3 separate regions of the Homo sapiens genome follow, and all the other regions are linked to region 1. Evidence: chromatin loops called from intact Hi-C (ENCODE). Cell type or tissue: HCT116. All regions are shown on one strand. Each heading gives the region's core, and the rest is flanking DNA. Links, peaks and the distances in the headings are about the cores only. Region 1 holds the start of TRL-TAA4-1 (tRNA-Leu (anticodon TAA) 4-1). Region 2 holds the start of TRK-TTT4-1 (tRNA-Lys (anticodon TTT) 4-1). Region 3 holds the start of TRX-CAT1-5 (tRNA-iMet (anticodon CAT) 1-5).

Region 1 (10,975 bases), core at 3,175-8,174:
GAGGTGGAGGTTGTAGTGAGCCGAGATCGTGCCATTGCTCTCCAGCCTGGGCAACAAGAGCGAAACTCCGTCTCAAAAAAAAATTATATATATATAATGTTTATATATATATAACTAATGTTTATATATATGTTTATATATATATAAAACATATATATAGTGTGTGTGTATACACACACACACACACACACACACATATATATATATAAACAGATTCAGAATTTCACAAAACAACTATGGGCCGGGCGCGCTGGCTCAGGCCTGTAATCCCGGCACTGTGGGAGGCCGAGGCGGGTGGATCACGAGGTCAGGAGCTCGAGACTATCCTGGCCAACATGGTGAAACTCCCGTCTCTACTAAAAATACAAAAATTAGCTGGGCGTGGTGGTGCGTACCTCTAATCCCAGCTACTAGGGAGGTTGAAGCAGAAGAATCGCTTGAACCAGGGAGTGGGAGGTTGCAGTGAGCCGGGATCGCGCCACTGCACTCCAGCCTGGAGACAGAGTGAGACTCCTTCTCAAGAGAAGAAAAAAAAAAAAAAAAAAAAAAAAAAAAAAACAACCAAAAAAACGAAACTACGCTCTGTTTCTGCCCGGTTTCGAACCGGGGACCTTTCGCGTGTTAGGCAAACGTGATAACCACTACACTACGGAAACTCGCTTAGTGAGAGTGTTTTTCAGTTTTGAATTAGTTAAAATGAACTTTAAATTTATCCGTTCCGTCAGGGTATATCTTTGGCAGAGGGGTAATATTTTCCCCTACACTTTCTAATTCTTAGAATACATAGTTTAAAACCCGACAACTCGAAATCAAGCAAATGCTTCTCCTGAAGCTTCAATTCCTTCAGAAGCACAGGGCGGGGAAATATCAGGCAGTCTCTCGGGAAATTTTATTTCAGTTCATTTTTTTTTTTTGGTATGTTCTCTGCTCTCTGCTCTCATAAGACGCTCTAATGTTCATTTCTCGATGACTGAAAATTAAGCAGGATATTGGTGACCTCGAGTATTTTTTTCTTCATGCTAGCAGCCTGTCAGTGAGATTCATTCAAAGTCCCGCTTACTCCTAAATGAGACTCTTTCTTGAGGTTTGAAACAAAAGGCAGACGCAGTGTTCATGCAAAGGCGTATAACAAGAAATAAATAGCTTGGGTGTGTAAGGGGAAGTTTAAAATCAAGACAGAACAACCGTATTCATTAGGATCAGTTACCAATGAGCAAATATCTATATATCATACATGGTAATTGGTAATAAATACATATGTATATTTACACATATGTATATATATGTATATATGCTTCTCACACTATGTATTTTTTGCTGTTTTATATACATATATATATATGAACATGAGGATAAGCTTCCTCATCCATAATTATCTCATCCTTAGCATAGTGAAAAGCATCTAGTAGGCTAGATTTTATAAATCCTAAAGAAGCGATAGAGTTCTGCTAACTATGGTAAAAATTTTCGTCAAAAGATAGCATATTTGATCATCAACAGCTATTTGATAGGAATTAAAACATAAATTCCATGAGGAAAAGGATATTTTGTCTGTCGTGTCCACTGCTTTATTCCCAGCTACTTAATAGTCTCTGGCTTAGGACTTTTAGTAGAGAATTAATTAACATTTCTTTAGTGAATGAATGAATGAGAACAAGTAACAATCAAGAGTTCAGTTTTGGATATCTAAACTTACCTTTTTTCAGTGTATTGTAATTGATGGGTCTTTCAAACTTGTGCCAATTGAGATGCATATAAAATTGTTTAGCACTTGAAATACTCTCCTTACTTTATCTTGTAGTGAGACTATCCTTGGATTTTACTGTAGCCATTTTTTTTCTAGCATTTGTACCTGTCCTCAGCTATGACATTTTGTGTTAGTGTAGTGATTATCACTGTGTGTTATATGCAGAAGGTCATGGTTTTGCTCTGCAGGAGATCCAAAATAAACCAAGGACTGATCCCTTTATCCTGCTTTTTAAATTTCATAATAGAGAGACCAATGAATTATTTTACAATTGTTATCATCTGGTTGCCTGCTCCAGCAGACTACAGGGTTCTGGGGTCTGGCTAACATTTCCTCATTTTTTTCTGGCTTCCATAAAGGGCCCTCCACAAAGCCCAAGTGCTTACAATTGCCAAACATTCAGAATACCAAATTAACAGCTGATTTCTGAGACTAGCATGGAAGCTGTGAAAAATGTGGAAAGCTGCCAGCTTCAGCCAACAAAGAGTAGGCCAGGGATTCAGATGGCCTGAGAAGGTCTTGAGTCCAGAACCCCAGGAATAGAAAATGCCCAGGATATAAAGGCATTTGCGTCTTTCTAGGGCAGCTCATGTGGATCTGGCTTTTAGCTCTATATTTTGAAAAGTTGGAGCGGTAAGGAAGGCGGAATAGTAGTAACTGAGCCAGCATTTGTCAGAACTTAGGGAAAGTGGTCAGAAAAATAGCAAGCAGCTTGCAAATGAGGTTCTGTCCTGGATGTGATATTTGTTCTTTCAGCTTAACCTCAATAGACTGAAGTGGTGAAATGAGAGACAAGAAAATTTGACGTAAAATTTTATTTTCTAGACTCTTTGGTATTTGATCCCAATAAAATGATGGTTCCCTATCACCACAAGTGGATATCACCACACACTATTTTACCAATCCTTAGGATTCCATGGTGAGAAAAAATCATAGTAAGTCACAGATAGACCTAATTATAATGATGGCAAATTAAGCACAGCTTTTGCTTTCTCTTTATTCCAAACTACACTTATACAAAGCATTAAGGGTGTTTAAAGACATAAATACACAGGGACAAAAAGATGAGAAAATGATGAGCAGTAGCAAGTAGCAAGATTTTGAATGCCAGAGAGCAGAATGATTAGTGCTAACAGAAGGGAAAATCTTATTGTGTTAAGTATCTTTTTTTTTTTTTTTTTTTTTTTTTTTTTTGAGACGGAGTCTCGCTCTGTCGCCCAGGCTGGACTGCGGACTGCAGTGGCGCAATCTCGGCTCACTGCAAGCTCCGCTTCCCGGGTTCAACGCCATTCTCCTGCCTCAGCCTCCCCAGTAGCTGGGACTACAGGCGCCCGCCACCGCGCCCGGCTAATTTTTTGTATTTTTAGTAGAGACGGGGTTTCACCTTGTTAGCCAGGCTGGTCTCGATCTCCTGACCTCATGATCCACCCGCCTCGGCCTCCCAAAGTGCTGGGATTACAGGCGTGAGCCACCGCGCCCGGCCAAGTATCTTTTTAAAAAAAAATTTCTTTTTAAGATTGGTACATGCGGCCAGGCGCTATGGCTCAGGCCTGTAATCCCAGCACTTTGGGAGGCCAAGGCAGGCAGATCACAAGGTCAGGAGCTCGAGACCAGCCTGGCCAACATGGTGAAACTCCATCTCTACTAAAAATGCAAAAAAAATTAGCCGGGCGTGGTGGCGTGTGCCTGTAATCCCAGCTACTCGGGAGACTGAGGCAGGGGAATTCCTTGAACCAGGGAGGTGGAGGTTGCAGTGAGCCAAGATCATGGCATTGCATTCCAGCCTGGGTGAAAGAGTGAGACTCCATCTCAAGAAAAAAAAAAAAAAAAAAAAAGATTGGTACATTTACATATACTCTAGTACATCTCATAGTTGCATAATATTTAATATTATGTGTTTACCACACTTCACGTATCTACTGTTCAATGTTGGCTTCAAGGCTGAATCTGATTCTGGAAGAGGAAAAATAGTGAGGCAATTAACATCCACATATGATACAATCTATATCTTTGTGACATGAGGGGGAATATACACCTAGGAGCCGAATACCTAGGTCATTGAGTGTGTCAATCTTAACTTGAGTAAAAAGTATTAGACTGCTTTCCAAAATGGCTACATTAATATAAACTTCCACCAGCAGGATATGAGGGCTTCCATATTCCCATTTCTGCAATAATGGACACATCAAGCTTTCTAATTCTTCCAATGTAATGTAGGTTGAGTAATAACTTATTTTATCTTGCATTTTATATTGATAATATTAAATATTTAAAATGTTAATCTTTTCAGGTTCTTCTTATCATGGGTTTGATGAGGACCCTGTCCCTATTCTTTATATATTTTCTTTTCTTTCTTTTTTTCTTTTTGAGACAGAGTCCTGCTCTGTCACCGAGACTGGAGTGCAGTGGCACAATCTCGGCTCACTGCAACCTCTACCTCCTGGGTTCAAGCGATTCTGCTGCCTCAGCCTCCCGAGCAGCTGAGACTACAGGCGCCTGCCACCACGCCCTGCTAATTTTTGTATTTTTAGTGGAAACGGGGTTTCACCGTATTGGCCAGGCTGGTCTCGAACTCCTGACCTGGTGATCCGACAGCTTCGGTCTCCCGAAGTGCTAGGATTACAGGCTTGAGACACCGCGCCCAGCTTCTTTACACATTTTCTATTGAGCTTGCTGTTTGATCTTGCTGATTTTAATGGCTTCTTACTATATCATGTAGATTAAGTTATTTTCATTTGTAAATATTTCAAGTATCTTCTACTTTGGTTGTATTTGTCTATTTACTGTTCCATTGTGGCTTTCTTTGATTTGGGTGCAGCAGACCATATCAGTGTTTTGCTTTACTGTTTGTGGTTTTTTTTTTTTTTTTGAGACGGAGTCTTGCTCTGTTGCTCAGGCTGGAATGCAGTGGCACGATCTCGGCTCACTGCAACCTCCGCCTCACAGGTTCAAGCGATTCTCCTGCCTCAGCCTCCCGAGTAGCTGGGGTTACAGGCGCATGCCACCACCCTCGGCTAATTTTTGTATTTTTTAGTAGATACGGGGTTTCGCCATCTTGACCAGACTGGCCTCGAACTCCTGACCTCAGGTGATCCGCCCTCCTCGGGCTCCCAAAGTGCTGGCATTACAGCCGTGAGCCACCACGCTCGGCCTATTGTTTGTGTTTTTAGTTTTGTTTGTTTGTTTAATGTTATTCTGTCCCCTAGATAATAAAGCTATTTTTCTACGTTTCTATTATTTTTTTGTCTGTCATATGTAGGAATTTAAACTATCTAGATAAGTATATTTTACAAAATCCACAGATGATTATACTGTATAGTCCATGTTTTAAAAAATCACAACAATAGAATAATTAAAAACTCTTCTGTATGTCAATGTATGGGAGACTCTTTTCTCTGACATGTTCTTTCCTACACCCAGCAATCGCCTGAACCCGGGAGGCGGAGGTTGCTGAATCTTTAGGATTCAGCTCTGATCCTAGCATTGACAGGCGTGGATTTCCCTCAACACGCCTCATTTTAATGGAAGTCCAAGGAATCAGGGATGGTTCGTCTTTCCCTAACACCTAGCATAATGCCTGTCGCAAATTAGTGATTAAGTCATACTTTTGGAAATATATCTTTTCATTTGTTTATTTCCAAGCAATATTAGAAAGATTTATTAACTTTGTACACTCTTTTAAACATGGTCCTAGTTTTCGCGGATATAAAATTACTCATAATCTTCCAGAAACTACAAATTCTAGCCTAGTAAACGTTGACAACAAAACTGGCTGTTATCACCGGGATGGCTGAGTGGTTAAGGCGTTGGACTTAAGATCCAATGGACAGGTGTCCGCGTGGGTTCGAGCCCCACTCCCGGTAAGCGTTGGTGTGTACTTTGACGTTTGCGGTTTCTGCCGCAGAGTTGGAAGCCAGGTATGCTTACATAAAAACTAATATGACAACCTTCTCACTTTGCGTGTAAACGCTTCAAATAATAACGAAGGTTATTAAACAATATTCTGCCCAACACTACTTTTTTTTTTTTAATCTTCAAGGAAATTGCTTCGGTGAGCAGTATTAAGTAGGAGACGCCTCTTCCCACAATTCCTATGGCCTAACAGCACAGTGTATTCAAGTCTTGAATACATTCCTATCACTGTGGGATGTATTCAAGTACATTGACAAGCCTGTAATCCTAGCACTTTGGGAGGCTGAGGCGAGCGGATCACTTGAGGTCAGGAGTTCAAGACCAGTCTGGCCAACATAGCGAAACCCTGTCTCTACTAATAATACAAAAATTAGCCAAGGGCGGTGACGGGCGCCTGTAATCCCAGCTACTCGGGAGGCTGAGGCAGGAGAATCGCTTGAACTCGGGAGGTGGAGGTTGCAGTGAGCCGAGATCGCGCCATTGCACTCCAGCCCGAGCGACAAGAGCGAGACTCCGTCTCAAAAAAAAAAAAAAAAAAAAAAAAAATCAGCAGAGTGTGGCGGTGCACGCCTGTAAGCCCAGCTACTCCGGAGGCTGAGACATGAGAATCGCCGGAACCAGGGAGGCGGAGGTTGCGGTGAACTGAGATCGCACCACCGCACTCCAGCCTGGGCGACAGAGTGAGACTCTGTCTCAAAAAAAAGGAATTGTGGGAAGAGGAGAGCCTAAGTGGATGTTCTACCTAAAGAGACCTGAATTCTGCAGGCGATTCAGTTCCAAAAGAAGGGAAATTGTGAAATATTTTGCGTTTAGGTTCTCTTTGGCTCTGATGCAGGCAAAAGCGAATCCCACAAGCACTGCTTTTTTTTGTTGCCAGAGAGCGGGACTCAGAGAAGCCCAACTCCACTATTAAGGCTCTCAATATTCCTTACAAAAATCAGACTCAAGTAGGAGAAATTATCCCAAATGCGAGCAAGATTGTCGAATGCAAATAGTCTTTCAGACTAGAAATGTTCAGCTAAGACATTATAGGAAAACATCAATAAGTAAATAATGTGCTTTTAAATTTATTTCAACGAGCAGGAGATAATTGGCTAACCTAAATCAATCTTGACAGGAAAATGAAAGGAAATGATCCTCGGTGTGGTTATAGTTTTATAAAAGAAAAATATGTGTAATCCGACTGCTGTATATACTTAGTGAGAGACTATCCTTGCATCCGATGACTGCAACCAATTGTTGTTTGAGCCCTGCTATTTTTAGAATTCTCTCCTGTCCTTCTTCACAGTGATATTGGACCTTCATGTAGTGTTTATCACTTTTGTATTACAAGTTTCATGAGAAACTGCTGACTTGCTTTCCAAAGCAGTCATACTGTCTTAAATTTCCAGCAACAATTCATACCGTTTTAAATTCCCAGGAACCATATATTAGAGTTTATGTTCCCCCTCATTCTCACCAATGCTTGTTTTAAATTATGTTTTAATTTTTTAGCCATTCTAGCAAAAATACATTAGTATCTTACTGTGATTTTGATTTGCATTTCCCTAAAGATTAAAGTATATTTTCATAAAGTATATGTGTTTATCTGTTGGCCATATATAATCTTTGGCAAAGTGTGTGCTTAAATATTCGTTATTGTTTGGTTTTCTTATTATTGAGTTCTGAGAGCTCCTTATATTTTCTGAGCAAACTACAATAATCAGACATTTTATTTTTTGAGACAGAGTCTCGCTCTGTTGCCCAGGCTGGAGTGCAATGGCGCAATCTCAGCTCACTGCAGCCTCCGCCTCCCGGGTTCAAGCGATTCTCCTGCCTCAGCCTCCCGAGTAGCTGGGATTACAGGCGCCTGCCACTACGCCTGGCTAATTTTTTTGCATTTTTGGTAGAGACGGGGTTTTGCCATGTTGGCCAGGCTGGTCTCAAACTCCTGATCTCAGGTGATCTAGCCAGGATTACAGGCGTGAGCGTGAGCCATGGCACCGGGCCCTAATTGTTCATTTCTAATACAGTAACTGACTTACCATGGTTTGCCTTAAATTTTCTAAACTTTGTGATGGGTTTTTTTAGTGGGGAGGTACTAAATGCATTTTTGACTTATATTCTTTTTTTTTTTTTTTTTGGAGACGGAGTCTCGCTCAGTCGTCCAGGCTGGGGTAGAGTGCAGCGGTGCGATCTCGGCTCACTGCAAGCTCCGCCTCCCGAGTTCACTCCATTCTCCTGGCTCAGCCTCCGGAGTAGCTGGAATACAGGCGCCCGCCACAACGCCCGGCTAATTCTTTTGTATTTTTAGTAGAGATGGGGGGGGGGGGTCTCACCGTGTTAGCCAGGATAGTCTCGATCTCCTGACCTCGTGATCCGCCCGTCTCGGCCTCCTAAAGTGCTGGGATTACAGGCGTGAGCCACCGCGCCCGGCCTTGATTTATATTCTTAACTTGAAATAGGTTCGTTGGAATGTAGCCCCACCGTAAGTGGAGGTACCTCTGTACATAGAAATACAATAGATTTTTATTTATTTACCTTTTATCTCACAGTCTTACTATATTCTTTTATTATTCTATTTCAGATATTTTATTTTTAGGTTATATTTATTTATTTTTATTTATTTTAGGTTATATTTATTTTTTATTTTAGATTATTTTGCATTCTCTGTATAGACAATCATGTTGCCTATGACTAGAGTTTTATTTCTTCCTTTACAATCTAATCTGTGTGCTTTTATTTATTTGTCTTGTGTAATTACATTAAATAGGACTTCTAAAACAATGTTGAATAAGAGTGGTAAGAGGCCGGGCGCGGTGGCTCACGCCTGTAATCCCAGCACTTTGGGAGGCCGAGGCGGGCGGATCACGAGGTCAGGAGATCTAGACCATCCTGGCTAATACAGTGAAACCCCGTCTCTACTAGAAACCCCGTCTCTACTAAAAATACAAAAAAATTAGCCGGTATCCGGGCGTTGTGGCGGGCGCCTGTAGTCCCAGCTAATCCGGAGGCTGAGGCAGGAGAATGGCGTGAACCCGGGAGGCGGAGTTTGCAGTAAGCCCAGATCGTGCCACTGCACTCTAGCCTGGGCGACAGAGTGAGACTCTGTCTCAAAAAAAAAAAAAAAAAGAGTGGTAAGAGCAGATATTCTTGTCAGACATTCCCTATCTTGAGAAGTCATTCAGTCTTTCACCATTAAGTATGATATTACATTTTTTTTGCAGATGCTTTTTATCAAGTTGAAGAAGCTCCTCTCTATTCCCAGTTTACTAATTTTTTAAAAATCATTAATGGGTGTTGAATGTTATTGAATGTTTTTCTATGTCTGTTGAGATGATCATGTGGTTGAACCTTCCCGCCACCAGAATCATAAGCCAAATAAGACTCTTTTCTTTATAAATTACGTAAGCTTAGGTATTCTGTTATAGCAACCCAAAATAGACTAAGACAGGCAGACTCTGTGATCAGGGTCTCTGAGGTCATTCTGCCTGCTCCCAGAAGTTGACATTCTCTGATATTCTGTACCTAATACTCCCTTGAAGTAGAAATTTTCATTCTTTTTTACTTTCTTCAGCTCCTGTGAATTTTCTGCTCTCTGGATATAACCATGTTTGCTGCTACTCCGTAAGTGCTTAAGCTTTCTTTCTTTAGGGACAGGCTATTCTCTCAGTCCTGTTCCACTGAAAGGGGCTTTCTCTGATCTCTTGCCCTGCTCCATCATTTCTTATGAGCACGGGTTCTACATCTGTAGACTCAACCAACCAAGGATCAAAAATATTTGAAAAAAATAAAAACAATGCAACAATAAAAAAATACAGTATAGCAACAATTTACATAGGATTTACATTATATTCGGTATTATAAATAATCTAGAGATGATTTAAAGTATACAGGAAGATGTGCATAGGTTATTTTATATAAGGGACTTGAGCATCAGTGGATTTTGGTATTCTTGCGGGTCCTGGAACCAATTCTCCTGCAACATGGAGGACAGCAGTACTATGAGAATTGTGAAGAAAAGCCTGCAAAAGTGTGAAAACTCTTCTTGAGTACTTGATCCTAGGGGTTCTAGAATTTCCTTCTTAGACATAAACACTTAGACTAAATTCAGCAAGTCATAAAATATTGAATTTTTGCTGAATTTTTCTTACCCTCTCGCATGGAGGCCTCATCATCATCCTATTGCTATGGTTGAGCCAGTATTCATTTCTCATTTCTACTTGGAAGCACATATTTTTCCATAGATTTCAGGCTACGTGGTTGTCTGAGACCTTAACTTTTTCGTGGGTTCAAGGAAAATTATGCTTCTCTAGACTATGTGGACTTTTCTTTCTTTTTTCTTTTCTTTTCTTTTTTTTTCGAGATGGAGTTTCACTCTTATCGCCCAAGCTGGAGTGCAATGGCTCCATCTCGGCTCACTGAAACTTCCACCTGCCGGGTTGAAGCAATTCTCCTGTCTCAGCCTCCCGAGTAGCTGCGATTACAGGCATGAGCCACCATGCCCTGCTAGTTTTTTTTGTTGTTGTTGTATTTTTAGTAGAGACAGGGTTTCACCATGTTAGCCAAGCTGGTCTCAAACTCTTGACGTCAGGTAATAGGTGATTCGCCCACCTCAGCCTCCCAAAATGCTGGGATTACAGGCGTGATCCACCGCCCCCGGCCTATGCGGACTTTTTCATTGTTAGATTAGGAGCAATATTCTTTCCAACTTTCTATATTCTAGGTGGAGGCTGGAGTCCCTTTAGGATTTTAATCTGAGCATAAAGGATAGCATCCTTTTCATTGCCTACTGTATTATTTTGTTAATCCTCTGAATATCAAGCATTATGAAAAATCATAGTAAGTTAGAAATAGACCTGTTTACAATAATCGCGTATTGAAGACAGGCATCTGCTATCTTTCTAGCCAAAAATTCAGAGAGAGAGAGAGAGAGAGAGAAGAAAGAGAAGGAAGGAAGAAAAGAAAGAAAGAAAGAAAAAAGAAAAAAGGAGAGAGAGCCGTTCATAAGTACAAAAGGACAATAATGGGAAAGTAGAAAGCAGTAGCAAAATTCTGAAAACCAAATAACAGAAGGACTAGTGTGATACACAAGGGAAGTTTCACCTTAAGCCAGAATTGGGAAAAGCCAAAGAATATAACTTACCTTGTGAAAGCCAGCCCCCAAAATTTCAGGTATTGGTGGCGTTTGTGTACATGTAGTGGATAGGGGAGTGAAAATAGATCTCGTTTTAATGCCATTTTGAGGAAATTTAGAGTTATATAGCCCCTTGCTCTGTTTCAGAATATGGAGGAAATTTATAGCAGGATATTTAGAAGACGATTCTATTAAGTGAG
Region 2 (10,975 bases), core at 2,371-7,370, 360 kb before region 1:
GGACGTGCCTTGTTAACAAAATGTTTACAAGCAGTATGCTTGGTAAAAGTCATCACCATTCTCTAGTCTCGATAAACCAGGGGCACAATGCACTGCGGAAAGCCACAGGGACCTCTGCCCTGGAAAGCCGGGTATTGTGCAAGGTTTCTCCCCATGTGATAGTTTGAAATATGGCTTCATGTGATGAGAAAGATCTGACCGTCCCCCAGCCCGACACCCGTAAAGGGTCTGTGCTGAGGTGGATTAGTAAAAGAGGAAAGCCTCTTGCAGTTGAGATAGAGGAAGTCCACTGTCTCCTGCCTGCCTCTGGGAACTGAATGTCTCGGTATAAAACCCGATTATACATTTGTTCAATTCTGAGACGGGAGAAAAATCGCCCTATGGCGGGAGGTGACACATGTTGGCAGCAGTGCTGCCTTGTTATTCTTTACTCCACTGAGATGTTTGGGTGGAGAGAAACATAAATCTGGCTTTCGTGCACATCCAGGCATAGTAAACTCCCCTTGAACTTAATTATGACATAGATTCTTTTGCTCACATGTTTTCTTGCTGATCTTCTCCTTATTATCACCCTGCTCAACTACCTCATTCATTTTGCTGAGATAATGAAAATAATAATCAATAAAAACTGAGGGAGCTCAGAGACCGGTACCAGTGCAGGTCCTCCGTATGCTGAGTGCCGGTCTCCTGGGCCCGCTGTTGTTTCTCTATACTTTGTCTCTGTGTCTTATTTCTTTTCTCAGTCTCTCGTCCCGCCTGTTGAGATATACCCACAGGTGTGGAGGGGCAGGCCACCCCTTCAATAAGCAAATACTACCTCCTTTTACATAAGGAACTTGAGTTTGCATGGATTTTGGTATCCGTAGGAGATCCTAAACCAATCTCCTACTGATACCAAGGTACGACTCTATTTTTAAAGATCCTGAAGTGTGATTCTAATGTGCAAAGTTTGAGAACCACTGTTCTAGGCTATTTCCGTATCATTGGTTACCCTATTTTTTTAAAAAAAATGTGGAATGCTTCGCAAATTTGCATGTCATCCTGCACAGGGGCCATGCTAACCTTCTCTGTATAGTTCCAATTTGTGTATATGTGCTGCCGAAGTGAACACAATTCTAACTGCTGCTTGTATACATATAGTTTTTCATTTTATATATAAACAATCAAAGCCAATTTTTATAGTGTAAAGAAAATCCCTTATCATATAGTATAAATCATATTTAACACTACCCTCTAACAACGATTAAAGTAACTGTGTTTCTCCTTCACATCAAGAATGCCAAAATGGGACAGGTGCAGTGGTTCACGCCTGTAATCCCAACACTTTGGGAGGCCTAGAAGGGCGGATCACCTGAGGTCAGGAGTTTGAGACCAGCCTGGCCAACAAGGTGAAACCCCATCTCTACCAAAAATATAAAAAAAAAATTAGCCGCGCTTGGTGGCTGGTGCCTGTGATCCCAGCTACTCAGGAGGCTGAGGCAGGAGAATCGCATGAACCAGGGAGACGAAGGTTGCAGTGAGCTGAGATCACGCCATTGCACTCCAGCCTGGGTGACAGAGCCAGACTCTGTCTCAAAATAAAAATAAAAAGAAAAGAAAAAAAAAGGAATACCAAAATGTACAGCGAAGATAGTGTTTTAAATCTCGCCCAGGCGTGGTGGCTCACGCCTGCAATCCCAGCATTTTGAGAAGCCGAGGCAGGCAGATCACCTGAGGTCAGGAGTTCGAGACCAGCCTGGCCAATATGGTGAAACCCCATCTCAATCAAAACTGCAAAAATTAGCTAGGCGTGGTCATGGGAGCCTGTAATCCCAGCTACTCAGGAAGCTGAGGCAGGAGAATCGCTTGAACCTTGGAGGAGGAGGTTGAAGTGAGCCGAGATTGTGCCACTGCACTCCAGCCTGGGCAACAAGAGCAAAACTCTGTCTCAAAAACAAACAAACAAACAAAAACAAAAAATACTTATAAAAATATGAATATTTTCATTGGCATCTTTCTTAGCTCAAATTTATTAAATTATGTGTTATTTATATATAAAAAGCAAAACACATGGTGTTGGTGTTAAGGAAAACATTATTCATGGCAATTGTTAAAGACAGTAAGGAAAACTTTATTAGAGAGGGATTTTGCAGTAGGTGAGAGAGACCGGGCTCAACTTTGCATACAACAAGGAAAAGCGGGAATTTATAGCCAAGGATCAGAGTGGGGAGATGAGGTCACTGGATAGAAAATTACTGAAAGGAAACATCACAGGTAAGGGGGTTTCTGGCTAACCTGGCCTGATAGGATTCTTGAAGGCAGGCCAGGGTGATTACATCACTGGAGCATGGTGGAGGATGAGGAACCTGATCAGATATGAAGGGTGATCAGATAATAGAGGATGAGGGATTCTGGCTAAACTGACTTAACACGATTATTGTTAAAAGTGCGCAATGCAGAGCTACAAACATTTAAGTCCAAAAGTCAGAGCTTTTGTTGAGAAGAGCCTTCAGAGGAACCTGACTAGAGTTTGGTCATGAAGAGAATCTTTGTCACTGTTCAAAAAATGTCTGATAAGTAATTAAATTATTAGAGATTAGTTGATATATTATCTAAATGTGTTAGTAATTTAAATGGTTTGGCATCTTTTCTGACTTGAATTTTATAATATTTAGATAATGTAAAAATAGAAACTTATAGCAGTATTAAGCATTGGGGTTTCAAAATGAAGCCTCCAAATTCTTCCCTTGAGGACTCCAAGCTCCATCTTTAAGAATCCAGGGTCTGATGTTTCTTTCTTTTTTCTTTTTCTTTTTTTTTTTTTTTGAGACAGAGTCTTGCTCTGTCGCTCAGGCTGGAGTGCAGCGGCGTGACTTGGCTCACTGCAAACTCCGCCTCCTGGTTTCAAGCAATTCTCCTGCCTCAGCCTCCCTAGTAGCTGAGATTACAGCCATGCGCAATCTCAGCCATGCCTGGCTAACTTTTTTGTATTTTTAGTAGAGACGGGGATTCACCGTATTGGTCAGGCTGGTCTCGAACTCCTGACCTCGCGATCCATCCGCCTCGTTCTCCCAAAGTGCTGGGATTACAGACGTGAGCCACCGCGCCCGGCCCCCAGGGTCTGATTTTTCAAGTATGAGAACAAGATAGTAAAGAAGCCTGAGGGGAGCCCAGCAAAGAGAACCAAACACCACTGAAATTTGGGGAGCAGAACCAGCTATATATTTTGCAGGGCCCAGTGAAAAATTAAAATGAGGGAGCCCTTGTTCAAAAAGCAGGAAGACAATGCTGTTATAATTATGAATATATACTGATATGGGTGTGAGCTGCAGGCTCACTCCCACCAAGACACCCTCCTAACTCACCTGGGCTCTGCCAGTCTGCCAGCCAGTGTCGGGAATGACAGCCATTATGCCACACCCCAGAAATCCCGGGATTAGGCTGCAGGAACTTAATCCCTCTTCTGTAGACCCCCTAGGGGGCTTTACTGCTGGAGGCAGGTGGGGAAGAGGGGTCGGGAAAGAGAGTGGGGAAGGATGTCAGTTAGCAGGGCAAATTCGTTGCTGAAAACCCATCCAGGGGAAGCAGAGCTCTTGGGAGTCAACTCTTCGGCAGAACTCTTGGGAGCCAACAGACCCCCATGCCTAAGCATGCTACATTGTCATGTTGGCTATAGCTTACAAAACATAAGTTTAAGGATAAAACTATTGAGAACTTCAAGAGAGTCATTACAAAACATTAAACCCCAAGAGTAGGACTGGGTGTGTGTGTGTAGGGGTGCTCGGGGGATGGTGGTAAATTGTGCGACTGCATAGATCTCAGGCCCATGAAGCTCACCCCATTGGGGAGCTTAAATTATACACAGAATCTTTAAAACAGCTTTGCGCAATTCCTTGGCTGGAAGAACCAAGACTGACAAAAACGGGTCCACAGACGCACCTAGAAAGCGATCTGAGCCTCAGTTTTCCGACCCAGTGTCCAAAGGCCAAGTGGACAACACACACACGCTCTCCTTGTAGTTAGGAATACCCATTATGATCTTTGTGAAAGAAGTTTCATTGTGGTGGGGACACGGAAAACTGAATCTTCTTTGAGTAGGCATGTCGTCTCCACGTCTGCCTCAATTCCGCGAGCAACGATTTTCAGAAGTACATGCATTTCCTTCTCTTCCGTTCGCTGCATCTTCAGTTTCTCCTTAGTCCCTCCAACCTGGCCGAGGACAGGGCCACAGGACCACACAGTGCCCTTGTCTTACCAGGGACACGGAGGAGTCAAGGTGTTCCAAATGCAGACAGTGAGTGCACTATGGAAGGCGTGGGAAGCAAGCAAGCAAGCAAACAAACAAGCAAACAAACAAACGAACAAGCCCTGAATTCTAAATCCAACCCTAGAAGTCGGTGTATGAGAGCCTAACGGTTTGAAAATCAAGTTCCTGAGAAAGGATTTCAATCGGTTTTCTTAAGTTGCAAAGGAGCAAACAACAAGTTGTAGGTGACTATGTTGAGAAGGAAACGTGAGACAACTCGAGGATGAAAGACAGAGACTAGAGAAGATAAATGGATAAGGAAGAAAAAAATATTGACGCAGCTGGACAGCGGTGTTAGGAGATGTTTAAGTTACTTGGAGATAAGGCACAACAGCTGAAGGGGACAGCAGAGTGGCGCAGCGGAAGCGTGCTGGGCCCATAACCCAGAGGTCGATGGATCGAAACCATCCTCTGCTAGGTGCCTGTTTTTTTCCTCCAAAACACTGCATCTTGCACTTGTTAGAGGTGCTTTAACACCTCTCATGAATGACTGAAGACCTACAGTGACCGAGGGAGTAAACTCTGTTTTAACTGCCTGGTGCTTTCTGAAACCTAGTGGTTCACTTTCAAAGAACGGAAGCATAAGCGGAGAAATGAGTGAATCTGCAAATGGGAGGTCTGAAAAATAAGGCGGTAGAGGAGCAGAGACCGGTGTGAAGAAGGGAAAGACTGAGGAAGAGGTGAAGAAAAAGAGAGCGAAAGATGAAGACTAGGTTGGGCGACCGGGAAAAAGATATTATAAAATTTTGACGTGTGTTTTGAAGAAGGTAATTCCCCAGACAGAAGCGGGTGTCACTTGTGTGTTGCTCTGGCATTACGATTCCAGGAAACTTCATCTCTTAAAGAGCTAGGAAAACACCGGAGGAAACAACGGGAATTGAACTGCTTCCCTTGTGACATAACAATCTTTCTTTACCCAAATGTTTGATACTTCTGAAGTTTCTTCCCACTTATCGAAGTCATTGTTGAAATGCGTACCTTCTGCCTCCAACCTTCTGGTAAGCTGATGAAGAAGCCTGGGCGTCCGCTCTAAAGCCGCCTTTACCAGCCAGCTACGATCTCTAAGGGCTGCTGTTCGCAATAATGAGCTGCGGGATTATTCACTACCGAAGGGGTCCCACTCTATTCTGAGCCCGATTTTCTTCGTCATTTCCCCTGTAATAAATACTACACAATAATTTTATATTTAACGAATAAACAGTTTGAGGTTGAAATGAATGTTCAATATAATAAAGCTCGGCTGCAGTGCTGAGGCACAGGTATATGACCAGAACGCTTGGAAGAACCTAATAATTACTGAAATCATGAGCCTTATTAGCACTTCTTAGTGAGTTAGAGCCCAGTGTAGAGAGCCTGGATAGCTCAGTCGGTAGAGCATCAGACTTTTAATCTGAGGGTCCAGGGTTCAAGTCCCTGTTCAGGCGAACTTCAGAAGTTTTACTTCAGTTAGGTCTAAACCCATCCCATTTGGGAACATTTTGTGAGGAGAAGGAAATATCACAAAGGCCGAAACAGACAAATGCATCGCTTTCTTCACTAAATTATGCTTTCCCAATATTATTTGAAACGTATCCCCAAGATTTCAAGAGAAGAGGAAAAGGACATGATATAAAAATAATAAACTGGTGATGGAATGACTGGGAAATGGACCATTTTAAAACTCCCTTGAAATGGCTCATTAATCCAGGCATGGGGGAGCACTTTGGGCAGTCTTGATTAAAATCCAAAATCTTTAAGAGCAGTGACCTTTGCATAGCCTGTCTCTGTGGTTCCTTGGAGTTTAGACCAGCTCTTCTTTCACAGAAAATTTGACCACTTTGCAACAGTTCCCAGTTGAAAAACTCATTTCCAAACACTTTTTGAAATAGTATTTTCTGTGTTTACATTATTTCTGTCATTATCCTGGGATTTGGATTATGGTTAATGACCCTGATCATGGGCTTCTAGTGCATGGCTTCTGTGGGCAGCACGCTAAACAACGCCACTATGAAACAAAGGTACCAAGAGTTCAACGTTGTTGATAGTTTTTTTTGTCATGTCCCTTTTGTCTTGAGCCTGACAATATTCAGTCCAAACACTGCATTTGGATCCATTTTGTAAGGTCTCGCCCTTTCTTTTTCAGTTATGTGATTCATTTGAAGTAATCAGGTCCATTTTGACTCTTTCCCCTGACCTTGTTTATTTTTTTATTTTATTTTATTTTTTTGAGACGGAGTTTCACTCTTGTTGCCCAGGCTAGAGTGCAATGGCGTGATCTTGGCTCCCTGCAACATCCACCTCCCAGGTTCAAGTGGTTCTCCTGTCTCAGCCTCCCAAGTAGCTGGGATTACAGGAGCGCCACCATGCCAGGCTAATTTTTGTATTTTTAATAGAGACGGGGTTTCACCATGGTGACCATGCTAATTTTGAACTTCTGACCTCAGGAGATCCGCTCGCCTAGGCCTCCCAAATTGCTGGGATTACAGGCATGAGCCACTGTGTTCAGCCTATTTTATTTTTTGTACATACTTAAAACATAACATCATTTTAAAAGTTAAACTGTGCAAAAGAGACATACTCGAAGAAATATCACTTCCCTTCATTGCTTCTTTTTCTTTCCTTCTCCAGCTTTTTCAACTCATTCTCATCTACCCCCTATAGGTAATCCATTTTACCAGTTTCTTTTTTATCCTTCCTGCACCTCCTTTTGAATAAGCAGGCAGACACATACTTATTTATTTATTTATTTGTTTGTTTATTTATTTTTAGACCAGGCTGGGGTGCAATGGCGCGATCTCAGCTCCTGCAACTTCTGCCGCCCGGGTTCAAACGATTCTCCTGTCTCAGCCTCCCGAGTAGCTGGGACTACAGGCGCGCGCCACCAGCCCTGGCTAATTTTTCTATTTTTAGTAGAGACAGGGTTTCACCATGTTGGTGAGGCTGGTCTCAAACTCCTGACCTCGCAATCCACCCACCTCGGCCTCCCAAAGTGCTGGGATTACAGGTGTGAGCCACCACGCCTGGTGATACATACTTTTTAAAATGTCCTCTTCTTTCTCAGACGAAAAATATTATACTATATTGTATATATATTGATTTACAGTATATAGATATTGATTTGCTTTATATATTGTATATATATTGATATCTATACAGTATCTATAGATATATACATATTGTATATATAGTATCTATAGATATATACATATTGTATATATAGTACCTATAGATATATACATATTGTATATATAGTATCTATAGATATGTACATATCTATAGATAGTATATGTATTGATTTACAGTATATAGATACTGATTTGATTTACTTTTTTTGTTTAGCAATATATCTTTGAAATCTCTCCATGTCAGTTCACAGAGATCTTTTGTACAGCTGCATAAGTACTCCATTGTGTGGAAGTAACAATCTAATCATTCTTTTATGCTTAAGCATTTAGGTTGTTTAAAAAATTTTGCAATTGCAAGCAATGCTGCAATGAGTAAATATGCTGATGTATATTTTCATTTTGTTGGATGTAGATTTTCAGGGTAAATTGTTAGACTTGGGATTTTTGGGTGAAATGATTAATGTATATATAATTTTGTTAGACATAGTCAAATTCCCCTTCATAAAGATTATATTGATAACAATGTGCTTCCTTACCAGAAATCAATGACACTACCTGTTCCTGTATGCACTGACATACTTTTTAAATTTTTACCAAGCTGATAGCAGAGAAACAGTATCTTCATATAGTTTCAATTTGCAATTTTTTATTACAGAATTTAAACATATTTTCATATGTGCAAATATATATATTAATTATCTGTTAATTTTTTTTGCCCATTTGACTATAAAGTTTTGGCCTTTTTCTTCAATTGTTGAAAAATGTTTCTGTATTAAGGATATTAACTCTTTATCTGTGATACACATTGCAAATAGTCTCCCGGCACCCATTCCCACCATTTGTTAACTCTGTTTAGAGTCTGTTTATCATATTTTTTTGTACCATATTTGTAGGTACTTTAAGATACTAAATTTTCTTTTATTATATCTACAGTTTAAGTTATAATTAGGAAACTTTCTATATCCAGGCTACAAGGGAATTCACACATGACTCTTTTTAATACTTGTAGGTTTCAGTGTTTGCACTTAGATCACTGATTCATTTGGAATTTATTCTTGCATAAAGAGTGAGGGCTGAATTTCATTTTAGCTCTAATTGGCTAACAAATTTTTCCTGAACTACTTGTCAAAAAGTCCATCTTTGCACCTATGGCTTGAAATATATGCTTTATCAAATATTAAATACCCATATGTGATTTTGTTTACTTCTGGACTTTGTATTACATTACTAGACTGTTTTTCTATTCATTTGTGAATGCTATAGTGCTTTAATTATAGATGCATGAAGAGTATATTTTAATATCTGATAGGGCTACCCCTCTCCACAGTATCAAAGCTCCATTCTCATAGCTTCAAGGAGTGTTGACTGCTAAAGTGTCATTTCGCCTCAAGGAACAGCGCCCCTGCCAAAGATTGCACTCTCTCAGGACTAGACGCTCTCTCTGGGGCAAACAGTATCCAATGACCACATTTTTGCTTCAATTTGGGACAGTTCTGAAGGGCATCCTACCAGAGCTCCTGTGGCTTGGCTGAAGCCTCTGCTGTAACTGCTTTGCAGTTTTACTTTTTCATCTCTCCAATTCTGCTTTTCTCTCATTCTTCTACATTTTCTTCTGTGTACTCTAATAAATTTTGTGCACATAATCTCTGTCTCAGGTAATCTGTTTCTTGGGAACCCAAACTAAGTCACTCTCTGAGACAGAGTTTTGGCTTTAATATTATTTCCTTTTTATTGGTAGAAGTATTGTTTCCTTTTTATTTTTATTATTATTTTTTTTTTTTTTTTGAGACTGAGTCTCGCTCTGTCGCCCAGGCTGGAGTGCATTGGCGCTATCTTGGCTCACTGCAAGCTCCGCCTCCTCGGTTCACGCCATTCTCCTGCCTCAGCCTCCCGAGTAGGTGGGACTACAGGCACCCGCCACCACGCCCGCCTAGTTTTTTGTATTTTTTTAGTAGAGACGGGGTTTCACCGTTTTAGCCAGGATGGTCTCGATCTCCTGACCTTGTGATCCGCCCGCCTCGGCCTCCCAAAGTGCTGGGATTACAGGCGTGAGCCACCGCGCCCGGCCGTTTCCTTTTTATTAAGTCTACAAGTTTTCCTTTGATTACTGCTTTAGTGTTATCGTATGGAGTCCGCTACGTAAGATTTTCATTGCCTTTGTTGTATAGAAATTTTATGCTTTTTGTTTATATTTTCCCCTTGGCCCTAGTTTTTTGTTGTTGTTTTTTTGTTTGGAGATGGAGTTTTGCTCTATTGCCCAGGCTGGAGTGCAATGGCGTGATCTCGGTTCACTGCAACCTCCACCTCCCGGGTTCAAGCGATTCTCCTGCCTCAGCTTCCCGAGTATCTGGGATTACAGGCACCAGCCACCATGCCCGGCCAATTTTTGTATTTTTTAGTAGAGACAGGCTTTCTCCATTTTGGTCAGGCTTGTCTCGAATTCCTGACGTCAGGTAATCCACCTGCCTCGGCCTCCCAAAGTGCTGGGATTACAGGCATGAGCCACCGTGTCCGGCCGGCCCTAGTTTTTAAAAGAAAGTTTTATAATTTTCAAGGGTCAGAAAATGTTGATTTCTACTATTTCTACATTTTAGAAAATATTGAGGATTTTTTGTGGGATTAGAGCAGCTAATACATGAATAATTGTCATGCATATATTATGCATACCCCATGGGAAATTTTCTCATTTCAGAGAGCAGACTTCAAAAATCTTTGCATCAGGCCTTTCACACATCAACCAATGAGCATCTGAGTTGTTTCCAGGTATATTTAATATTGTCAACAGTTCTATGAGCAATTATGCACATGTGGCATGGTACAGAGTTATAAGTACTTTGAGTGTGTGTGTGTGTGTGTTCCTAGAAGACAAATTGTTAATTTGTTACATTTTGTAAATGTTTAACTTTTTGAGATAATGACAAACCATTTTCCAGGGCTGTAAAAATGGATGCCTCTCTTGGCAATGTATTAGGGATACTACTACATATCCAAATAGTCAACTGCTGTTATTTTTGCACATTTCATTTTAATTTGATCAAGTGGAGGTTAATAGTATCTTGTTGTAGTGATGGTTTGTATTCCTTTATCACAATGAGGTTGAACATATCTACATATGTTTGGATTTGTACCTTTGAATTTTCTTCTAAATGTCAGTTTATTTATCTATTTGATTATTTCGTGTATATATTTGATTTATTTACATGTGGAAGTCTTGCTACATTTTTTTATCTTCCTCCTTATCTAATCATTCCTTGCAATTCAATTATTTGAATGCAGTTTAATCTTTCTCAGTGTAACTTGTGTTTTCAATTTAATCTGTAATTACTTTCATAAATATCAAGGTTTTCTTAAACCTGGAGCATTTTTGTGTCTTGTTTAACCAGTGTTTCCAATCTTTACTTCTTCCAATACATATTCTCATATATGTGGTAACCACTGCCTCTTGCTTCTCAAATTCTTTCTTCACCCTTCTCCTGCACCTTTTTCCCACATCAAAGGGGGCTGAACTCAGACTGTATTTCCCAAGCCTACTTCACATTTATCTGCAGCTCAGTTTAGTCAACAAAATGCAGTGGTGGGTGATAGG
Region 3 (10,975 bases), core at 2,782-7,781, 100 kb before region 1:
TGAAAGGTAAAAAATGCTTGTCAAAAAAGCAGCTGCAGACCAGGCACCAAGGCTCACACCTGTAATCCTAGCACTTTGGGAGGCCGAGGTGGGTGGATCACCTGAGGTCAGGAGTTTGAGACCAGCCTGGCCAATATAGTGAAACTCCATCTCTACTAAAAATACAAAAATTAGTTGAGTGTGGTGTCATGTGCCTGTAATCTCAGCTATTCAGGATGCTGAGGCAGTAGAAACGCTGGAACCTGGGAGGCAGGGGAGGTTGCAGTGAGCTGAGATCGTGCCACTGCACTCCAGCCTGGGCCACAGAGCAAGACTCCGTCCCCCCAAAAAAAAAAAAAAAAAGGTAGCGAGTCTGGTGTGTGAAGCAGCATTCCAAGATGGAAAGAAGCATTTGTATATATATGGTATTTAAGGACTGAGCCCTGAGTATGCTAATATTTAGGGTAGGATCAGGTAAGCGATCATTTAATTTATGCATATAATAGTAAGTACTATTAATATAACTAAAATAATCTCAGGAATCCTGTGTATATTCCAGGAGCTTCTAAAACCACTCTTGGGGAGTCAGCAAAAACTTTCAGAAAGAGGTAATGGGTTATGTCTAAACTGAGATCTGAAGGACAAGTAGGAACTGGCAAATAAGAAAAGGGGAGGACCCTCCAGTGAAAATGCAACTGCAAAGTCCACAAGCAAGAGAGGACATGAAACAATCAGGAATTTCACTGTCCCTTCCACTTCAACTTCTCTGTCACACTTGTTCTGTCGGAGGAACGACTACAGGAGTTTTTGGAAAGTTAAATTGTAGAGATTTAAAATTGGGGTTTGGTGGGCAATATTTATGTGGCTTCTAGTCACTTCTGTGTGGAAGAAAATTATTTGGCATATAGTCAGGTAACTCCTAGAACATACCAACTCAGAGGCAGCCTCAACAAAAGCCCAGTTGCCTGAAATAAGCTCCGGTTTTCAAACACAGGAACTCCTGGTTCCTGTCAAAACGGATCCAAACGTTATCCAATCAGAAATGAAATTCTGAAAGTCTGGCTCCCTTCCATGCAAAGAAAACCCTTTGAGATTTTTGATAGGAGGTGGTTAAGACACTTGCTCCCTGAGGCAGAGGTGTTAATTCCATAGCTCCCCCGGTTCTTCTCAAGCAGGGTTTCCCGAGGGCTTTGCTTGCTGGGCTCCTCCTGGATTCTCTCTGTAGTTCCTCCTCTGAGCTCAAGGAAGCTTTTGAAGAAAGGACTTCAAAGGTCAAATATTTGACAGATTGGGACTGCGTAGAGATGGAGGGACTGAAGACACCTGCTTCTTGAAGGGGCCAATTTTAAAGAGGCAGAAAAAGGGAGGAGTGAGTAAGGAGGAAGGAATGAAAAAGACTCAGGAAAACAATGAAACCATCTTCATGTTGGAAAAACAGTAAAAATTGAACGGAATATTAGCAGTGCTACCTATTCGTAAGCAGCGTGGCACAGTAGAAGCCTGCTGGGCTCATGACCTCAGAGACTGAGAGATCAAAACCATCCTGGCCTACAGGCAACTCAGAGTTTAAATCTACTTCTGTATTTTCCCTAAAAGTCTGATAATCAAATCAGTGATGGCACTCCATGGAAAGATATCACTTGATAAATTTCTGGTAGTTGTTTGCCTATGACACATTGCTCCAGGCCTAAAAATTCTCTCCTCTCGAGCTCCCAACATGGAAACAATTGGGAATACTAAGTTAGAGCCTCCATCCATCGAGGTGGACTTGCATATTGTGTACAATTTCTTGGAGGAAAGGGGATGACAAATTCCACATTGACTTCCATTACACCTTTCAGTAAAGGGGCTTTAAAATTGTTATTTACCTATTATGTTTTGATTATGTACTAGCAGTAGATGCAAATATAACACAATCCAGAAAAACTATTTTTAACACACATTTTGGGTAACAGGAAATAACAATGGACTTCAATATTTATACCTATATTTGGTCCAAAGAAGTATCATAGAAAGATCAAGAAAAAACTACAAAATGACATTGTACTGGGATAAAAATTCTATAAGAGACAGGCAATGGCACTATGAATGCAGAGAAATAAAGGATCAATGTAAAATCTTCCACAATTAAAGAGGTAGCAATGTTCACCTCTCTCTTTTAAAAGGTTGCTGGTAAGTATTAAATTACTGTGGTTTTTAGATTCCTATGATACAAGTCACTATATCCTTCAGAAAAATTTAAACTTAATGAAAAACGTTAGATGTCCACTGAAAAAATTGTGGTAGGTATCACGTTTGTCAAAATTCTTTTAGACAGGCAAGAACACCCCAGAGCAGTGAAAAGTACAAAGTAGGCCCATCACAGTCACCACGACATTCTCTTCCTTTTTAATGACTTGCTTTTTTCTTGCACCAAGAAAAAAATAATGGGAGATTTTATGAGATTTGTCAGGCTCTTACCATTGCTTTCCACTGGTTGCTTCCCACTTTTTTTTTTTTTTTTTTTTTTTTTTTTGAGACGGATTCTCGCTCTATCACCCAGGCTGCAGTACAGTGGCGCGATCTTGGCTCACTGCAATCTCCGCACCCCCCGGCTTCAAGCAATTCTCCTGCCTCAGCCTCCTGAGTAGCTGGGATTACAGGCATGCACCACCACGTCTGGCTACTTTTTTTTTTTTTCTTTTGTATTTTTAGTAGAGGCGGTTTCACCATGTTGGCCAGGCCGGTCTCGAACTCCTGACCTCAGGTGATCCGCCCGCCTTGGCCTCCCAAAGTGCTGGGATTACAGGCGTGAGCCACCGCTCCCGGCCAACTTCCCACTTCTCTTGTTTTTGTTTTTTAATTGTTTCTTTGTTCCTCTTTGTGTCTTTTTTGGTTATTTCTTGTTGCGCAGTAAATATGACACTGCTGACGGATTTAACTAAACATTACATAAATATTTATTAGGGGCAATCAGTTGTTTTCTTGTTTATTTTTCTTTCCACGAACCACACAAATAAGAATTTGGTTTTTTGATGTTGCTTACATTTCTTTTCTATCAACCTGAAGAAAACATAAACGAATGGTGGTTGAACTGATTCTGTGGAACTTCCACTGAATTACTCTTTTCGCATGTAAGATCACTGAACCGTGATAATCATTGATCCTATTTGTAGAACTGTATGAAACAGTTCCCTAAGGAGCCTGGGTAGCTCAGTCGGTAGAGCATCAGACTTTTAATCTGAGGGTCCAGGGTTCAAGTCCCTGTCCAGGCGCTAAAAATGCAACTTTTACTTGCTTAGAGTGAGGAAACATCAAGAAATGAGTTGAGTTTGACCTTAGCCAGTAGCAAAGATTTGAGAACAGAGGGCTAGGTGAAGAGTTATCTTTTTTTTGGGACAGAGTCTCACTCTGTAGCCCAAGCTGGAGTGCAGTGGCACCATCTCGGCTCATTGCAACCTTCGCCTCTGGGGCTCAAGCGATTCTCCTGCCTCAGCCTCCCAAGTAGCTGGGACTACAGGCGCGCGCCACCATACCTGGTTAATTTTTTTGTATTTTTAGTAGAGACGGGGTTTCACCATGTTGCCCTCGGTGGTCTCCAGCTCCTGAGCTCAGGCGATCCACCCGCCTCGGCCTCCCAAAGTGCTGGGATTACAGGCGTGAGACATCGCTCCTTGCCTGAAGAGTTCTTAGACATGACATCAGAAATAATTCGTGAAAGAAAAGTTGGTTAATTGTGTATGTGACTAGCAATTCGATGAGAGTCCTCGGGCTCCAAGCCCGAGTGGCGAGCACTTTACCAAGGAAAATCAAAGAGGGCAGTCCTTCAGTCTTAGTGTGGACAGGGAGATAGAGTAAATGAGAAAAAAAAAATACGAGCATGCTAGCCTTAGCCCATGTTCCATCATCATCCAAAAGCTTACATTACTAATGATAAAACATTTGCAATATTCCAGAATGACCCTGTCTAGCGTCATCATAAAGGAAGCTACAAACGAGAGCTGGTGTTCAGGGACTTCCTAAAAGCTCTGTTCCCTGATTGATATAAGCTACAAGAAGAGGAAGATCTTATCTTTATTAGTTTATTATTATTTTTTCGTGTTTCTGTCAAAACGGCGCCAAAAGGGATCCAATCGAAATTGCAGCTGTCATGTAATAATTTGAGCTACACATCAGGTTTATCCTCTTTATTTCAGGGGCACCGTTTTTGTTTTGCTTAAAATCTTGTGCCTTTGCAAGCAAATGAAAAAACTCTCATTTGATCATTACATATTTATACATGTATCGAAATATCACTCTATATCCCATATATACGTACAATACTTACTGTCAACTAAACTTCTTAAAATTACACTGCTATCACGAACAATTTCATTAAAGTCAGAAGTTGGAAGTTGTCAAGCTCATGATAATGGATACAAGTTTTGCAACATTCAAATTTTTTGCTAGAAAGCCCCAATCTTATCATTGGTCACAAATACTGTCAGTTGTTTTCCTTGAAGTGGCAGGCTCACTTGGTTAATTAAAAATTAAAAAAAAAAAATCATGTCTGTCAAATACCAAGTCTTAATAACCATAGCTTCTTAATCATTCTTTCAAATAAAAATGGTGTTTTCTGAAAAAGCCACTAGTTATGCTTGCAACGGAATAAGTTGGAGGAGTGCTTTTTCGGGAGATAACATTGTGCTGAGGTATGCAACAGAAGTCCTTTATGTATACTTCCCATTTCGTCACACAGAACACACACAACTCGAGTTGAACTTTAATAAAATTAATCATTTTTACTGCATCAAGGGGAAAACATCTCTTCTACGGTTGTCTATGAAATTTTTTGACAGAAACAAATAAGACTGTTAACACGATTCCTCTCCGGTGGCAGCTGCGTTCGCTCCACGACTGCCTGGATTCTACTCGAGAAGACTACACCTAGTGTTTTGCTTGGCGCCCTCCTCCTAGGCTCGCTATGATAAACGAGTGCTTGCTAAGAGGCTCAGACGATCTTTGGCAGGTTGGAAAAGCACAGATCTGGAGGTTATGACCTGAGGCCATCTGATTATCGGGTAGCGAATCTTCGACTTGCTTGGCAGAGATAGGGACAGTGTAAACGATCAGATACAAAATGAAATAATTAGACAATGAAAATTTTGTCGGTACTGAAAGGTGATTTTGATGATTGAAATTAAGATCAGTGGTCTTCAGAAACCGCTTAGCAGAGTGGCGCAGCGGAAGCGTGCTGGGCCCATAACCCAGAGGTCGATGGATCGAAACCATCCTCTGCTATGAGTTTTACAGCTAAATCGACACGCAAAAAACAAAAACCAAGTCCCTAGGTTTTCATGCATTCAACAGTTTCTGAAAACCCTCATTTCTGCTTCTGCTCTTTGTTATGTGTTTCTTTCCCACCTTTGAAATCTCACCATTCTCCCAAAACTCACCTACTTCACTGATCCACACCGTCCTACATTGGAAAATTCCTTTCCTCCCAGGTGTCGGACAAACAAAAGCATACGCTCAGCTGAGATGCTTTTTTATTACTACGTTGTATAAACCCACATTTACTTCTGTTAATTGCCAGGACATTCTCTTCCTTTATTAATTATTTGCTTTAATAAGTATTTGACAACATATAATAACTTTATTGTTTTAAACTAGTTGCTCTCCACCTCTCTGCCTTTGTCATTAGTTTTGTTGTTTTTCTTGGTCACCAGAAAAGTCTTTTTTTGGGTGCGAATGTTAAGTTCAATAACTATTTGCTGAAGGCAATCAGTTGGTTCCACCTCTTCAGTCTTACCTTTTACAAATCTTAGGTAAATGAGTAAGGACTGTTGTATTGATCCTATTTACATTAATCCTATATAAACCAGTTTGATTTCTTAGACTTAGTGCAAAAAAAAAAAAAAAAAAAAGAAAGAAAAACAAACAGGTAACAGCTCACTAGCGAATACAAGTAATGTTCAGAGTACATGAATACACTTCTGTTCAATGAATTGACTCCATGGAATTCAAACCACCTCCTTAGCTGTCTTTTCTGAGTCCAATAATTCATTTACAATACCAGTCAACATTAGTGATATGTGCTAAAATCATTTCTCAATATGAATAAGCATATCTTCTTAGGACCTATGTGGCTTGGTTGGTACAATACCAGACTTTTACTTTGAGAGTAAAGGGGTCAACCTCTTGCCCAAATGTAGTGGCAGACCAAGTGCAGTGGCTTACACCGGTAATTCCAGCATTTTGGGAGGCAGAGGCAGGTGGATCACTTGAGGTCAGGAGTTCGAGACCAGTCTGGCCAACATCATGAAACCCTGTCTCTACTAAAAATACAAAATTAGCCAGGTATGGTGGTGCATGCCTGTAGTCCTTGCCACTCAGTAGGCTGAGGCATGAGAATCGCTAGAACCAGGGAGGCACAGGTTGCAGTGAGCCGAGATCATGCTACCACACTCCAGCCTGGGCAACAAAAGCAAAACTCCATCTCAAAAAACAAAACAAAACAGATGTAGTGGCGTTTTCTGGTTTGTGCAGTAAGGTTTCTCTCTATGTATTTGAGTGGGCATACTTAAGAAACCATACCCGAAGTGTCTCATACATACTTGGATGTGATTTAAATGCTAAATTCTGGAACCCTTAGGCCCTTTTGGAAGGTGACGAGTGTATTTTGTGAGAGAGACTGGGGTCATAGGTGGACAGAGGTCCTATCTGGTAGGCAGCCTCTAAGATGACCCCCAATAATCTCTACCTCCTGGTATTCTTGCCCTGGTGTAGTTCCCTATGTACCAGGGGTGGTCTTTGTGTCTAATGTAAGTGATAGATAAGCTCTAGAGGGAAGCCAGTTACTATGTCACCAGCAGTCCTGTTTAGTAGCCTATTTGGGGAGGGAGTGAGCCTTCCTGCCAACACCCACTAGGGAGATTGGAAGAAGATCCTCCAGACACAGTCAAGCCTTACGATGACTAGAGCCCTAGCCTGGCATCTTGATTGCAACCCCAGGAGGAACCCTAAGCTGGAACTACCCAAATACAACACTTTGATTTTCAAGTTACAGACACAGTAAGATAATAAATGTGTTGTTTTAAACCACTACATTTGGAGTTATTTGTTACAGCAATTGATAAGCAATACAAATCTCAAATAAGTTAAGTTTATAACTTAAGGCTCCCTGGACTATTCAGGAAATGCACTTCCAGGATGCCGATCTACTGTAGGTCACCTTTGTGGCTTTGATTTATCAAGATGAAGATATTTTCTACTTCTTTTCTTTACTTGGTGCATTCCTAAGTGACAAGACTACTTTTCGGGCAGTTCACTAGGGATGATAGTTGAGTTTTCTCTCTAGATTATTATTAATCTGCATGTATGACACTGAGGACGTGTAGAGTGGTTCTCCATTTTCAGCAGGTCCTAGTGACTTCGGTTTTCCTCAATTTAGAAGCTGCCAAAGCATAAGCCCAAATTTGCCTCCATGAGCAAGAGCTCTAAAAGCATAAGCAACTGGTTGTTGTGGTGCTCTGCTTATCTGTGTTCTCATTTCCTTTTACATTTGTTTTACATGTCTCTTAGGTTTCTTTAATGTTTTATCACTTCATTGTCTAAAACAAACCTTTAAAGAATTGATTTAGAACATATTTTAATAAAAGTACAAATCATATGGGTATAGGTAAATGACTTTTCACACAGGAAGCCTATGAGTAACCTCCATCTAGATCAAGAAATAAAATATTACCAGCACCTCAGAGACTCCCTTTATGCTGTCTTTCAGTCACTTTTGCCTTCTTCCTCTAAGGTAACAACCATCCCAACTTCTAACAGCAGAGTTCACTTCTTCCTATCCTTACAACTTATGTAAATGGAGTCGTATTGTTTTCCCTCTTTTGTATTTTTCTTTTACTCAAGTATGCCTGTAAATTAATCATTGTTACTAAATGTAGCAGTAATTTCATTTTCATGGCAGTACAATGTTCATTGTATTTTTACTAACCAATTTATTCTATTGCTGATAGACATTTATGCTGTTTCTATTTGGGGGCTATTACAAATAAACATCAAAAAACAGGAACATTTTTGTATATGTCACAGTGTACATATGTATTCATTTTGTTAGATTTATACACAGGAGTGAAATACTTTCACCTTTCACATTTACATTTAAAATCCATCAATATTAACTTTTGTTTATATAATTTATAGGTCAAAACTTATTTTTCCCCATTCGATATCCAAAGAATGTAGTATGACATATTAAAAAGACCACCAATTCCCTCACTACTATACATTGTTTTTTTTTCATAAATTGTGTGTACAAATATTTGGTTCTGTTTCTGGATGCTGTATTTAGTTACACTTCTATTTTTATATCATTATGAAAATTGCCTACTATCTTAATTATCATAGCATTATAATAAACTTTGATATCTATCTGTGTACATCCTCTCATTCTATGCTTTTCAAGGTTGTCTTGGCTATTCTTGGATCTTTGCCTGGTTATAGAATGTTCAGAATGAGCTTGTCAATTTTCACAACAATAGTGTCTTTTAATTTAGTTGCATAGACTTTATAATTTATTTTAAGGAGAATTGTAATCTTTTATTCTTGCATTCAATTAATACAGTATATCGTTAGAATAATTTAGGTATTCTTTACATTCTTTTGGCAACGTTTTATTGTTTTCTGAATAGAGGTCCTGCACAGTTTTATAAGAGTTATTTCTAGGTTGAAAATGTTTTTTGGAGATATTGCAAATAATATCATCTTAAACATGTTATCGAGGCATAACATACACACATAAAACTCCACCTGTAAGTGTAAACCTTGATGAAGTTTCACAAACTGAACACACTCATGTAAACAGCATCCACTGAATCAAATTATAATGTATTATTAATGTATTAAGGAGTGTAATCTCAGGGAAGGCTATTTAGGGGAAGAAAGTGGGAAAAATTTATTGGTCACGGCTGGACATGGTGGCTCATACCTGTAATCCCAGCACTTTAGGAGGCCAAAGCGGGAGGATCAGTTGAGCTCAGGAGTTCAGGACTAGCCTGGCTAACACAGTGATACCCATCTCTACTAAAAATACAAAGATTAGCTGGATATGGTGGTGCACACCTGTAATCCTAGCTACTTGGGAGGCTGAGGCAGGAGAATTGCTTGAACTGGGTAGGCAGAGCTTACAGTGAGCCAAGATCATGCCACTGCATTCCAGCCTGGGTGACAGAGCAAGACACATCTCAAAAAAAAAAAAAAATTATTGGTCAGCTACTATATCCAACTGATCAAAGTTTTGCTCCATAGAGCATTAATAGCCCTACATATAGAAGTTGGGCATGTGCAGATATCAAAGATCGCTCAGCAGCTCATGTTTCAACAGCAGCAGAGAAGCCTTATAGCAGAAGACGAGAAGTTCAACAGAGGTGAACAGTGAAGTCCTGTTGTTTTCTGCACTCAGAGGAAATTGATTGCCATGACTATTGGGGTAAAACAAGTTGCAAGGTAAGATGGCAAGAGAATCAGAGGTGGCACATAAGATATGTCTGATACCCAAGAGTATGCTTGTCTTACAAAATATTTTAGGAAGTGTTCCTTTCTCTCTATTGCTTGAGAGTTTGTGCAAGATTCATGTTATTTGTTTCATAAATATTTGGAAGAATTCACCTTTGAAGCAGTATAAGCTGGGAGTGTTCTCTGTAAGAAGGTTTTTAAATTACTGATTCATTTGTTTAATAGCACTATTTAAATTTTCTATTACTTCCTGTATCAGTTTTTATAACCTGTGTCTTCCTAGGAATTTTTTCATTTCATCTACATTTTCAAATGCATTGCCATGTTATTATTTATAATATTCTCTCATACACTTTTTACTGTGTGCAGGGATGTATAGTGATGTCCTTTTTTATTTATTTTTTATTTTTTAATTTTTATTTATTTATTTTTTTGAGATAGAGTTTCGTTCTTGTTGCACAGGCTAGAGTGCAATGGCACGATCTCGGCTCACCGCAACCTCTGCCTCCCGGGTTCAAGCAATTCTCCTGCCTCAGCCTCCCAAGTAGGTGGGATTACAGGCGTGAGCCACCATGCCCGGCTAATTTTGTATTTTTAATGGAGATGGGGTTTCGCCATGTTGGCCAGGATGGTTTCAAACCCCTGACCTCAGGTGATCCGCCTGCCTCAGCCTCCCAAAGTGCTGGGTTTATAGGCATGAGCCACCACGCCCAGCCTATTTATAATATTCTCTCATATACTTTTTACTGTGTGCAGGGATGTATAGTGATGTCCTTTTTTTGTTTCTGATATTAGTAATTTATGTGAACTCTTATATATAAGAATATACCTAATCAGACTTGCTAGGTAGTTATCAATTTTGTTAGTATTTTCAAGTAACCAGCCCTTGGCTTTGTTTATTTTCTTTATGTTTGTTTTCCATTTCATTTTTCTGCTTTTAACTCTCTTGCTTTCTTCTTTTATGACCTAGAACATTATGGTTTCCTGTTCTTTCTAAAAGCCCTTAAAAGTTTATTTTTTTTTAGCATTTTGTTTTTTTAAATGTATTCAAGACTATACTGTTGTCAACTGAAAAATCATGAGATGTATAAATTTGGAAAGAATACTTTACTTTTTAAAAATAGTTACAGCCTGTAAGCTGGCTATACTGACAGGTTGGAAAGTGTAGCTTCCAGCCAAAGCCAGAAGGAGACACTTTGAGGGAGGAGGGGTTGGGCAGGAGTTTTATGCTGAACAGGTTTGCTAAACATACATATTTAACAGGTTATAGGAGGAGTTATGAATATTTTCAAAGGGGGAATGTGCATATACATGATAAGTAAACATGTAAGTTACATGTCACTTATGTTTACTATGTTACTATGGGGTTGAGACTTGATATTTAAAAAATTACAATTAGCCCCTATATGTCAAAAGGTGAAGCAGGGACACGGAGGTAAAGCAGGGACATGAAGTAGCCTTTGTAAACTGGCCAGAACCAGTCTGTGGTTGGTGGTCTTTTTATTAGGAGAAGTTA

The links. A loop is a pair of places that touch in the nucleus more often than their neighbours do. Peaks named below come from ENCODE experiments on the same cell type or tissue, not always from the same donor. Only the 100,000 strongest peaks of a DNase experiment are listed, where the experiment ranks them.
Region 2: a loop joins it to region 1, with 2.6 times the contacts of the local background. A loop is called at or near these places in 3 of 110 quality-filtered maps.
Region 3: a loop joins it to region 1, with 4 times the contacts of the local background. A loop is called at or near these places in 2 of 110 quality-filtered maps.

Annotation. Positions count from the first base shown.
Region 1 is chr6:27,225,190-27,236,164 of GRCh38, reverse strand. It overlaps TRL-TAA4-1 (tRNA-Leu (anticodon TAA) 4-1), which reads left to right and starts at 5,528; the gene lies at 5,528-5,610. TRV-AAC5-1 (tRNA-Val (anticodon AAC) 5-1) reads right to left here and starts at 656; the gene lies at 584-656. RefSeq lists silencers at 583-632, 643-692. In HCT116, for the core only: no CTCF peak of the experiment used is centred there; DNase peaks (open chromatin) are centred at 4,374, 4,844, 5,294 and 5,584; H3K4me3 peaks cover 1,841 bases; H3K27ac peaks cover 1,582 bases.
Region 2 is chr6:27,586,548-27,597,522 of GRCh38, reverse strand. It overlaps TRK-TTT4-1 (tRNA-Lys (anticodon TTT) 4-1), which reads left to right and starts at 5,637; the gene lies at 5,637-5,709. TRX-CAT1-6 (tRNA-iMet (anticodon CAT) 1-6) reads left to right here and starts at 4,631; the gene lies at 4,631-4,702. It also overlaps the pseudogene RNU6-471P. RefSeq lists silencers at 2,879-3,173, 4,577-4,666, 4,639-4,933 and an enhancer at 4,907-5,116. In HCT116, for the core only: no CTCF peak of the experiment used is centred there; no DNase peak of the experiment used is centred there.
Region 3 is chr6:27,327,248-27,338,222 of GRCh38, reverse strand. TRX-CAT1-5 (tRNA-iMet (anticodon CAT) 1-5) reads left to right here and starts at 5,167; the gene lies at 5,167-5,238. It overlaps TRK-TTT6-1 (tRNA-Lys (anticodon TTT) 6-1), which reads left to right and starts at 3,161; the gene lies at 3,161-3,233. RefSeq lists a silencer at 5,163-5,242. In HCT116, for the core only: no CTCF peak of the experiment used is centred there; DNase peaks (open chromatin) are centred at 3,232, 4,982 and 5,212; H3K4me3 peaks cover 1,604 bases; H3K27ac peaks cover 866 bases.